Linked DNA regions of Homo sapiens: region 2 is linked to region 1. A link is an interaction called in ENCODE POLR2A ChIA-PET data of the cell type or tissue named here. Cell type or tissue: MCF 10A. All regions are shown on one strand. Each heading gives the region's core, and the rest is flanking DNA. Links, peaks and the distances in the headings are about the cores only.

Evidence for each region. ChIA-PET counts read pairs that join two places held together with the same protein. Peaks named below come from ENCODE experiments on the same cell type or tissue, not always from the same donor. Only the 100,000 strongest peaks of a DNase experiment are listed, where the experiment ranks them.
Region 2: POLR2A ChIA-PET joins it to region 1 with 7 read pairs; 2 of 35 experiments call an interaction of 5 or more read pairs at or near these places.

The regions. Positions count from the first base shown.
Region 1 is chr1:206,698,295-206,704,292 of GRCh38, reverse strand. The region is part of intron 1 of MAPKAPK2 (MAPK activated protein kinase 2); the gene reads right to left. Among named protein-coding and RNA genes, the nearest start is that of MAPKAPK2, 16 kb to the right of the region's middle. RefSeq lists an enhancer at 169-478. In MCF 10A, for the core only: no CTCF peak of the experiment used is centred there; DNase peaks (open chromatin) are centred at 3,572 and 4,442.
Region 2 is chr1:206,462,420-206,468,417 of GRCh38, reverse strand. SRGAP2 (SLIT-ROBO Rho GTPase activating protein 2) reads right to left here. Exons shown (of 23, transcript NM_015326.5): 23 at 3,982-5,998. Among named protein-coding and RNA genes, the nearest start is that of IKBKE, 5.1 kb to the left of the region's middle. RefSeq lists enhancers at 1-570, 571-1,432, 2,184-2,403. In MCF 10A, for the core only: no CTCF peak of the experiment used is centred there; a DNase peak (open chromatin) is centred at 3,567.

The DNA.
Region 1 (5,998 bases), core at 553-5,552:
AACAAATGGACAGGTAACAACGAGTGAGAGACACTCAGACAGGCGTAAATCTTCAACATTTCCCAGAAAGTCTAGTGCGTTCATATTCAAATGACATATCTCAGATTTTCTTTTGGATCTGAAAGTAGGACCCCTCCCCAACTCCAGGAAAAACTATCAGATAGACCCTCACTTTGGATTGGAAAAATATAGCCTGTGTACCCTGGGGTATACCCATCAGCCTCTGTGATTTCCTGGGATAGGCTTTTTGCTTCATTCATAATGAAGCAGACCCTGAAAGGGTGTCTCCCACTGACTTCCGCAGGCAGCTGAACCCAGAAGCAGATGCTCACCTCCCCCAGGATGGGGTGCAGGGCACTCTCAAGCTCCCCGCCCTCACAAGAAGCCTCTGCCTCTTTAGCAGGCTGCCCCTGCTCTGAAGCCACTGACTGTTCCTGGCCTGCATGTTTCTTACAACGCCTTCAGCAGAGATGGAGATTGTGGTTAGTGTCTGGGTACCTCAAGGGGCTGGGGAATTCCTCATGCTCTGGTTGTGATCTAGAAGGGAGGAGGCTCTGATGTCAGCTCTCCCCTCCTGCCCCCAGGAGCATCAAAAGAAAATACAATGAGATATTACCAGGCATTACGGAAAAGTCTCTATCGCTGAATACAAGTGTGTGCTGCATCACCTTAGGATAAATGCCAGGGTTGATGCCTACCCTCTGTTTCCCAATTTTTCTTGCTTGCTCACTTGGCAAAACTAGTCCAATCTATAGAAATTGGGAATGGAAGAGAACACAGACAGCCCTTTCTAAGGAAGCACCTCCCACCTGCTCTCCAAGCAGCCCCAGCCCCATTCCAGAGAAAAGAAATATGAAGGCCCCTTTTCCAATCTCCTGCCAATACGCCACCCAGGCCTCTTTCCCCTGAACTCTTCTCAAGGCTAGAGAGAAATCTTTGGTTCCACTCATTATTCCATTTGTCTTCTCTAACTGGGCAGGATTATGTTTGGAAGTAGCTGCTTCTGAAGCTGACACTTTAATGCTTGATTTTTAAAAACCTTATTGTTTAAATACCAGTTTTGCCTCTGAAGTAGCCAAACCTCACGTCCTGTCTGTTAATTATCAGCTGCTAAGTAGCACTTTTCTCATTGGAGCTGATGAGCTCTGGGCCACTGAGGGTAAGAATGCCAATGCAGGAAAAGGAGGCTCCAGCACTGGTGCTTGCTTGCACTTGGGGATATCAAGCCAAGTAAGACATAGTTCTTGTCCGCAAGGAGCTTGGTCTAGCAGGGAGGGCCTGGCAGGGGGCTGTAATTTGAGTGCATAGCAGTCATGCAGGCAGAATGAACCCTCACTAGGGCAGAGGAGGGAGGCAGTTCTGCCTGGAATTGGGCAGGGGAGTAAGGGGGTAAAATCTATTATGAGCCTTGAAGGATAAATACAGTTCTACCAGAAAAAACTGAAGATAAGCAAATGTAAGATCCAAGAGAAGATGTGGAAGCAGATAAATGCAAGGCAGAGCGGGAAGGAGTGCTCTCCTGGAAGGCAAAGTGTGGAAGGCAGGACAAACCAGCTTGCTTGAATGCCACGTTCAGGAGTTTGAATTTTACACTGGAAGTGAAGGGAGGCTACTGAAGGTCTCTAAACAGAAATGACATCTGTCATTACCGGGAATGGATGGCTGAATCTCTCAATGTCTCTGAAGAAAACCAGGTCGGTGTTAACAAGTGCTAACATGCAAAGAAGCAGGGACTCTTCCCTACGGAGCAGGATGCAGAGAGGCAGACACACACATGGCCCTCACCGGCTGGATGGCCCTTGGGCTGTCCCTGTAGGGCTCCACTGAGATTCAGACCTTTCCTCTGGCTCTCAGCAAGGCCTGACAATTGGAAGGATCCTGGAATGATGTTGCATCTCTGCATCTCCCTAGAGCCCTTGGCAGATCAAGCACTCTGACGCATGCCATGACTTGGAGTGGCAGGGACCACACCACAGCTGCCCTCAAATATCTGCTGAAGACTGAGTGCAAGGATGAAGATGACGGTTCTGCGAGGCTCTAAAGATGCAATGAGCACCAAAGGATTTCATGACCTCAAAGAACCAAATCTCAAGATTCGAAAAACATAGAACTTTAACAACAGCGAATTTTTCCTTAATGGTAAGGTTTTCTTGAAAAGGGATAAGCTCCTTACCATTGGAAGAATTTAAGCACAGGTATGATAGGTTGGTGGTTGCCAAACCCAGATAATTATCACTTGGGGAGCACATTAAAAATGCACATTCCAGGTTACCTCCTCTGAAGAGTCTTGGATTCAACTAGACACAAAGAGTGGTGCCCAGGAATCTGTATCTTGAAATGCTACCCACAAGTGAGTCTAACAATCATCCTGGTTTGGGAGCCACTGGGCCAGGTGACCATCTCTTAGGATGTAGTCCTCAACAAGGTGAACTCCTCTTTTTTTTTTTTTTTTTTTTTTTTTAGAGACAGGGTCTCATTCTGTTGCCCAGGTTGGAGTGCAGTGCAATAACGGCTCTCTGCAGCCTTGGCCTCCCAGGCTCAAGTGATCCTCCCACCTCAGCCTCCTGAGTAGATCGAACCATGTGTGTACGCCACCACGCCAGGCTAATTTTTGTATTTTTTGTAGAGACAGTGTTTCCCCATGTTGCTCAGGCTGGTCTCGAACTCCTGGGCTCAAGCAATTTGCCTGCCTCAGCCTCATGAACTGCTGGGATTATAGGTATGAGCCACTGCACCTGGCCCTACAAACTAAATACTTTTTAAGATCCTTTTCTAAATGAATACCTTCTACTTGCCCTCTCACCTGGGCTTCAAAACCTCTCCCTGTACCCTTCCTCAAATCCCCTTCCAGCTAAGTGTCTACCAGGATTAGAAAAATTATCTCAGAATCTTGCATTGTCTAAGAGACTATTCTGTGATGATAAAATGTTCTCTATCTGTGCCACATAAAACCGTGGCCACTAGCTAACCACTGAGCACTTAAAATGTGGCTGGCACTACTGAGGAACTGAATTTTAAATGTTATTAACACTTAATTTCAATTTTAATAGTCACATATGGCCAGTGGGTACCACAGAGGCCAGCACAGCTTCTCGTGAAAGAGAGCTTCTGTATTCTCAGTGGGATCCAGGCAAACAAGTAAATTCTGGCCCCACTCCCTCCACCACTCCTCTGGGCTCACCTCCAGTCTGAAGAGATGCACTGGATCACAGGGAGATTAAATTCAAAGAAGACTGCAGGCAAGGAGGGGCTCTGCAGCAGCTGTACCAGAGGCAACAGGTACAGGGAACACAGTGCCTAAACAAAAACTCTCACCCCCAAGGACTTTACCCTGTTCTGCCCAGAAACGTAATTAACACCAGCAGCTGTCATCCCATCCTGGGCAGTAGGGCCTGACACCTGGTGCCATTTCCCAGCTTCCCCAGAGCAAGCAGCCCTCGTTCTCAGGGATGACCTACAACATCCCTTAGTTGACTAATGCTGGAGTCTCAAAACTGGTTTGTACTGGAACTTTTGGCTCTACTAGGGTATAGAAGTCCAAGGGAGAGAAATTGAATCTCAAAAGAGGGAAAGAGAGAAAGCAAGCTATGTTTATTCCAGACCTCAAAAGGTTTCATCAGGAAAATAGATCATCTGTACATTTCCAAACACAACTGGCTTCTTGCCCAGCTATAGCACACAGGCCAAAATCAAACCTGACCAAGTACTCCAGATTAACATGTGTGGTCTTCTAGCCTTGATTTCTACCTCCCACTCACATTCTGGGCCCTTTTTTCCCAGCATCTGCCTTGACACAGACACACACTGAACCTACCAACAAGGTGGTTATCTGAGTTGAGAAGTAAGTATTCCCTCAGCCTTCTAAGACACAACACAGACCTGTGCAGCAGCAAAAAATGCCAGGTGGGAATCAGGAACCACCTGTCAAATTTAAACAGCTCTCAGTGTCCAGCGAGAGGAGACCAGCAACCTTCCAGGTGTGAGTGGATGCAACAGCTCTCTCACCTGGAGGACAAAGGAGAGGATTCTCTCTCAAGGTTCCCTCAGTCCAAGCACTGACTACTTCCCTTTGGAGACATAGCTGGCCTGCTGCAGAGACACAACCTCTCAGAGGAAAGGAGAGTGGAAAGTGTGGATGGGAAAGGAAGGACAAAAGAAAAACTACACAGGAAAAGCATTGCAGCGGGAGGGGCAAGAACCACCCATCACAGACCAGATATTCTTTCTGGCATTTTCTGGAAGATGGTTTTACCTGCTTCTTTCTTTATTTAAAAAAAAAAAAAAAAAAAGTAAGAAGAAGAAAGAAAGAGAAAAAAAGAAGAGAGAGAGAGAGAAAGAAACGAAAAGAAAGGAGAAAAGAAAAAGAGAGAGAAAGACAGACAGACATGTTGCAACTTCCTTTGTCACAGGACATGCTCAGGAACAAACAGACCCGACCCATTGCTTCACTTTCCCATCTGCACTAACGGTCAGCTCCATCCCAAGCCCTGACCTCTGTTCTCTCAGCTCCTGAGCTGAAGGACACAAACACGGCCTCCCTGTCTCCCTGCATGCAGTCTGCCCACTCCTTCACCTAGAAGGCTAAACTCAAGAAGGATGAGATTCTTCAGACCAAAAGAGAAGCCATATGAGGGCCCAAAGGAGGATAAAAAGGGCTCTGCCACAGCTTTAGCCCAGCCATTTCTTTTTCTTGCCTCCTTCGTGACTTCTCCTGGCTCTATGTGATGCGTTGGTTCACACCAATCTCAAGCATTGCCTATTACCAGATTCCTGGAGAGGCAGCATCTCTCCCTCCTCAGCCAGACAAAATACGGAGCCCCAGTGGAGTCCCTCACACTTCTCCTTAGAAACCATCCCACTGGACGTATTTTCATCTGCACCCTCCCCTGGCTGTGTCACAGGTATATGTCCATGAAGTATCCTCTGCCCATGCCAGGCAGTGATCCCACCCTCTACTTCCTCCCACCTTGAAGAGCCCATCATGTGTCTCTGCATCCTTTATTGGCCACCCTGGTGCCCAGACACTTACCCCCACCCACTCCCTGAAACTCTTCCTTCAGATACAAAACGAGGAACCACACCATCTGGCCTACAAGGGTCAAATGACAAAAATGCAAGAAATGGTAAGATCTGGATTTTGAGAGGAAGTCCTCTTTCATTCATTTTTATACACACGGGTGTTCGTTCCTCTAAACTGTATGTTTCCAAAGGCAGGGCCTACAACTTATTCATCTCATCGTAGCAATTTGCACAAAATAAGTATCCCATAAATATTGGATAAACTTAAAATTGCTAGGTCATCTAAGTACCCAATTATAATGGAGTCACAAAGGACCATTAGAGAGGCAATACTGTGAGCTGGAGGGAGCCTAGGTTTTAGAGTTAGACACACTTATTAATAAGCCTCAGGCTTTTGCCTTTGCACTTGCTATTCCTCTACCTGGTCCCCCTTCCCACCCCCCAAATAGCTTTTTTGTCTGTTTTATATACTGATGTATATCCAGAGCCCAAGATAATGCTTAGCACTTAGTAGGTGCTCAATAAATAATTGCTAAGGAATTATTCTGTACATGAACATGTTTCTTCTGTAAAATGGGGACTTTCACTTTGCAGTAAAAGGGTTATTTTAAGGATTAACAAGAATGTAAGTAAAACACCTAACACAATGCCTGATACATAGTATCTGCTCAATAAAGACTTGTTATTAATCTGGGAAACCTTCACAGAGTTGCTAAGTTTCCTACAGTGATCTGAATAATAGAAATTTGTTATATTGTATCAAAGTCTATCTGCTGTTTTGAGCTATCCTTAGGGGAGCTGTACAAGTCACTCTTGGCATTGCTAATTAATTTTCTTGAGTAGTAAGTTGCTTTGGATCTCAAGGGTATAGAAGGTACCCACAGGCAAATCCTGCTTAGAAAGGCAGGGGTCTAGTCTAAGCTGCTGGAAGGATCAATGTTCTAAATTCTTCTCATCTCATATAGCAGAGGTATTAAAG
Region 2 (5,998 bases), core at 685-5,684, 240 kb after region 1:
AAGGGTTGCTTGGCCAGACTTTAGGAAAAGGGGAGTTGGGCAGAGGAGAGGGGGCTGGGGGAATGGAATTCCAGGCTGTGGGCACATGTGCAGAGGCACAGAAGCATGAGAAGAGCCGGACTGAGGCTGTGAAAAGGGAGAGAGGTAGAGGTGGCCTGGAGCCATGTGCCGTGACAGATCAAGTTTCCTTGCGCATCCTCTGTGAGGTCACATCCTCTGTGTGGACACAGTGAAGCAATGTCTTGCCTGTGCCCCAGCCGGGCAGCACAGCCGGTTGCATCCGAGAAGGTGCAGGGGGCTGGCGGGCTCCAGAAGGGAAGAGGAAGTCTGTAAGAGTCCCCACCACGTGTTCCCAAGTGGCTCTGAGGAGTCCTAGAAATAGAAGTGGCAATCCAAGGGTAGTGCAAGGACCAGAGGTGGAAGAGGGCGGCCCTTGACAGCAGCTGTCAGAAAGAAAATCTCATGTGACTTCTACAAAGAGGCTGAAAGTATAGTAAGAAGGGCAGGGGCTAGCTCCATTGCCATGGAGGTTTGAGTTCAGATTTTACCACCTACTGTGGATGACCCTAGCACGTCACTCGACGTTTCTCATAGGGCTGGTTTGAAAGTAAAATGAGATGAAGCTCCTGGCACCTGGTCTGCTCTGAAAAGATATTAATTTCTTTTTCCACCTCTAAGGGGCCTGAGCCAGTTTTTCACAACTGACTCGCCGGCCCAGTGCCTTAAAGGGGAGGGGAAAGGACTCGGGTGCTGGTTGGGGTGCATATGGAAGAGGCTGGGGGGCATTGCCAGGCCATACGTTTTTGCTGTGCTCAGTCACAAGGGCAAAGGGCTGAGGGACGAGGTCTCAGAGCCCAGCTCTTTGTCACCTTCAGGGGTCAGCTCTGGCTAGGAGCTTTGGGTGCAGAAGGAGGGACAAACACTGCAGCCAATCTTGCTGCTATGGCCCCAAGCAGTGGGACAAGCTGTGAGGCAGCATCCAGGCCACTGAAGGAAATCGGCGCCGGTGCCAGCGTCGTCTCTCTTCGAGGAAAAGCAAGTGTTTCTCTCATTGTCTTCACTCTTCAAACCTCCTCTGCACTGTTCCCTCCTACACTGTCAGCTAAGGACCTTGCCTTAAACTTCGCTTAGATAAAAGAAGCAATCAGAAGGGAACCCCCTCATTTCCTCCCCCACATCCACTGCCTGCCCTGTGTCTGTACTCACCTGCCTTCCCTCCCACGCGACAGCAGGAAGTGCCTCTTCTTGAGCCTCTTCTAGTGGCCATGGCCAACCCTCCCGCTTGTACCCTGCAGCTCACCCTCTCCTCTCCTGCACATTCTTCCCGTTCTACTGCATCCTGCCCACCCCACCAACAAATGCACCTCTGCACTGCCCATCTTACCCTTGTCTCTCGATGCTCCCCATTCAACGAGTTGTCAAGTTACTGCCTCTTCCCTTCCCATTTGCCACCTAACCCACTCCAGTTGGACTCATTCCCCCTCTGCTGAAAATGCTCTTGTCCAATGATTCCCTTTCTATGCCACCCTCACCTTACCCCATTGGCATTCAACAGCAGATTCCCTGCTTTGTTGAAGCATTGTCCTCTCCTGCTGTCTGTGACCCTGTGCTTTCCCAGCCATCTACCTCATTGCCACTTGCTCATTCTGCCTTCTTTGCTGGCCCCCTTCCTCTGATGCATTTCTTTTTTTTTTTCTTTTCTTTCTTTTTTTTGAGACAGTTTCACTCTTGTTGCCCAGGCTGGGGGGCAATGGCGTGATCTTGGCTCACTGCAACCTCCACCTCCCGAGTTCAAGCGATTCTCCTGCCTCAACCTCCTGAGTAGCTGGGATTACATGCATGTGCCACCACGCCCAGATACTTTTTTTTTTTTTTGTATTTTTAGTAGAGGCGGGGTTTCTCCATGTTGGTCAGGCTGGTACCGAATTCTCGACCTCAGGTGATCCACCGCCTTGGACTCCCAAAGTGCTGGATTATAGGTGTGAGCCACTGCGCCCTCCCCCTCTGCTGCATTTCTAATGATCGGGACCTTCTCTTTTTTCCATCTCCACGCTCTTCCTGGGAATCTCTGTTTGAATACATCTATAATGTAATAGCTCCTAATACGTTTTCAGGTATTATCTACCCCCAGAACTCCAAATTCATACATCCAAGGGTCTACCTGATATTTCCACTTAGATGTCTACCAGTCATATCAGCCTTGCCAGATCAAGCAGAATACTTCATTTCCTGAACAACTCCTATCTTATTAGTTTCATTTTCAGGGTAATACTCATTTTGCTTCTTTATCTGTCCTTCCTCATTAGAAAGCTCCATTAGCTCTTTTTTTTTTTCTGTTCAGTACCATATGACAGTGCTTGTACAGAGAGAAGCTTAATGTTGATTGACTAAATGACTGTCTTTAGTATATATAATATGCCAAGGTTGCTAACTCCTGAGTAAAAGGAAACGTCATATACCTATGAATATAAATCAGGGGATTCCAATCTTTTGGCTTCTCTGGGCCACATTGGAAGAATTGTCTTGGGCCACACATAAAATACACTAACACTAATGATAGCTGATGAACTAAAAAAAAATTGCAAAAAAACTCAATATTTTAAGAAAGTTTATGAATTTGTGTTGGGCCACATTCAAAGCCATCCTGGGCTGTGGGTTGGACAAGTTTGATATAAACATTTAGGTTAGATAGTCTTAAAAGACTGTTTCCTAAATTCACATACATCTGGTCTCCATTTTTGGTTTCTATCTGGAAGGAATGGACTTGTGTTTTGACAGTGTTCATTGCCACTAGTTTCCATCCAGCCCCCATCAGGACATATGAGATAAAAAGAACCATATATGGATAAAGAGGACCTAAAAAGCATAGCCTGCCTTTGCCTCAGGACCCTCTGAAAAGGGGCTCTTTGGTCCCCTGCTCACAGCCTACAAACTGGCTCCATGTCGCAGCTATTATGGGGTGCTCCTGGCCATCCCCATTCTCCCTGCAGTCAGGGAGAACTCATTCCTACCACAGAGTGGCACAGCAGCCTTGGCCTTGACTTACCCAAGGCCAAGGGCCCAGCAAGAGAAGCTCAAGATGTAGCTGTTCCATGAAAACAGGGGAAGGGAAGAGACAGTAGGCTGGAAGGGCATAGCAGAGCTGAATAGAAGATATATGAATAACGGATAGGGATGATAAACCTAAGAAGGGGTTGTAAAGTGTTCTGTCTAGAGCTGGGGGTAGGATTCCTTGCATTACCACTGAACATAGGGTACCCACTTGGAGAGATGTGATCCATCCCCAGGGGCATCTTTTATTAGAACAAGCCTGTTAAAAATAAGTGTTGGCCCTAGGGGCTCTAGGATTTGTTTGAAGTTGTTACCTTGAAATAACTTCACCCTTGAACTTAAGCTCTGCTAGACTCACAATCTGTAGGAGAGAAAACATCACCTGTATCCCCCACTCCCACCAACAGCACAAGCATATTGGTCAGCTTTTCTCCCAGAGGCAGAGGGCTGTCAAGGGCAGAATGACTCAGGGCTTTGGTTGTGGAAGAAAGAGAATCTCTAGTCACCCTTGGTTGTAGCTTGCCAAGTTTCTAAGCAACTTCTTAGGCCCCACTCCCTGAAGTGAGGAAATCTGACTAGAGATAGAAATGAGAACAGTCCTTATTGAAAACAAGGAAGGTGGATTCTGTGAAGGAAACGGTTCTCATGGCAACAGGCAGTCCAATGGTGAGCGGGAAGACTCTCTACAAAACCTATGAGAATCCACACACAGGCTAAATGGAAATGCTGGGGGAAAAACCTCCCATTCTAAATGCAAGTGTGCTGTGCCTTGGTGGGGAGGGAGAAGGTGGCTGGCTGTAAGGTCATCTCGTTGCTCTCTCTGTTGCCAGGCAGGGCTCTGTTAGCACAGACGAATCAAAATCCCTCCTGGGCAGCTGGAGTCCTGAATCAGAGATTTCAGAGAGGAGAGAAGGGATATGAACTGCAGCATCGAAACCTAAAAATGTATTTTATTTTGAAGTTGTGCTTTGGATTTTCCCCAATCCAACATCTGTTGAGTGACAGTCTTAGGTTCACACAAAGCATCTCCAAGCATACATACAATATTCCAGTTATCAACACTATTTTAAAGAATATACCATTTTACACAAATGTGACATACAAGTCAGACGCCACAACATTGCGATTCCCTGGAAGATGTGACTTCTCTTCTGCATGGGAAGTAGATCTGCACCAGCCCTTCCAGTGCTCTGCGCATCCCGGTGCTGGCATCACCGCTCCTCATCTCCTTGGGGAGAAGCCAGGGCGCCCTGAGGAGGTTGGCTGAGACCAGTGTTTCCAGTTTACAGGCTGCTGGCTACAAACTCCTCTATTTTCTAAATTGGGATGCTAGTAGCCCCACCCCACCTCTCTTCCCCGAAGACTGACCCTTCAGAGTCCACACCAGGAAAAGGATCCATGCCATGAGGGGTGGAGCAGGGCTCTTTGAAGCATCATGCTGGTTTCGGCAAGCATAGCTGAGGAAGGCTGGTCTCCCTAGGCCCTGGATGGCCAGCTCCTTTTGGCTTTTCGGTGTAAAAATCACAGTGTGCAACCTCAATTCCAGTTGTTTGCAGTGAGCTCTGCCGAGAAGGACTCTCCTCCTATCGGTTCCTAGTCCTCTCGACAGGACCATCTCACAGGTGTTAGGAGCACCAGAGATGGGGAAGACAGCTCTGCCCCCAGAGCTGGGTTTAGTAGGTGACCACTCACACACTGTTCAGTTCATGATGCAAATTAGCGCGGATGGACACTGATCAAGGGGATGGTGAACACGAGTCATGTACAGGGTTGAAAGAGAAATAAGGCAGGAGCAACAGAACAGGCCCAAAGTGTTGCCATTAAGAAAGCTTTGCTTTTACTTTCTTAGAGGGGAGTGTGCTGGAGAGAGGGAGAAAGGGCAAGTGTGGGTACCAGTTTTGATCAGTTGGATTGAAAGGAATGTAAAGTGAAAGATAGGGTTTCATTTTCAGCAAGGAAACAGATCCTTGGGTATGAAAGCCCCGTTGGCTTGGGACCTGTGTAGGCCCAGGTGACAGGCAAGAACAGGTCAGGAAACAGCAACAAAAATCAAGACTGTGGGTTGCCTCTTCTAGGCTGACTCACTTCACTGAAAGAGTTCTTCAGTTCTCCTGCCTAGCACTTGGAAAGGTTTCTCTGGTGCTGCAGGTTAGCCTTCTCATTAGTGATTTCCCACAAAGCACCTCTTTTCCTTTGCACAGGATTAAAAAAAAAAAAATCCTACCACTTTCCATAGACCTAACTACCAATTTCGCAGGTTGGTCCAAAAAGAATCTCTTCTAGGTCAAAGATAAGAAAACTCAGATTTTCCTACCAGAATGGCAACCCACCATCTCTCCGGAACTACAGAAAATAATAAGGCTAAAATATAAGTGCAGCTTTTAAACCAGAAAACACAGAGAAGAAGGATGAGTTTCAGCTTTAACTCAAGTTGCTGTCTGAGACCCATGAGCCTGGCTGTGGATGTGTCTGGTCCTGATACTCCTGGGATAGCATGATGCTAGGGGGGCCAGGAGCACAGGCACCAGGTTTGGAGACTGAATTGGAGCAGACAAGGGTATGATTTGTGCATTTTGGAAGGGAACCAGAAAAAAGGCCAGAGTAGAGCCAGAATATTCAGCATTCAAATTTTAATTTTCTTTCGATTCTGGCCTTGGGAAGACTTGAGAGCCTGTGGGGTCAGGGTTCCCTTAATTGTCCTTGTTTGCATAAATGAAAACTGGTTTTAAGAGGTAGGGTCTCCCTTTAATCTAACTAAGGCTCTCTAAGCCCCTGTTGGTCCCTGAAGAGAGACCTTGTAAAATAAGGAAACTAAGGGGTGGACTTAAAACAAGTTTTCATTTGGGAACAATTTCTGGATTAGCAAAGCTGAATTTAATTTTTTAATAGGATAATGAATTTTATGTTTTAAGTGCCAAAAACATTAGGAGGAAAAAGGACCCATTTC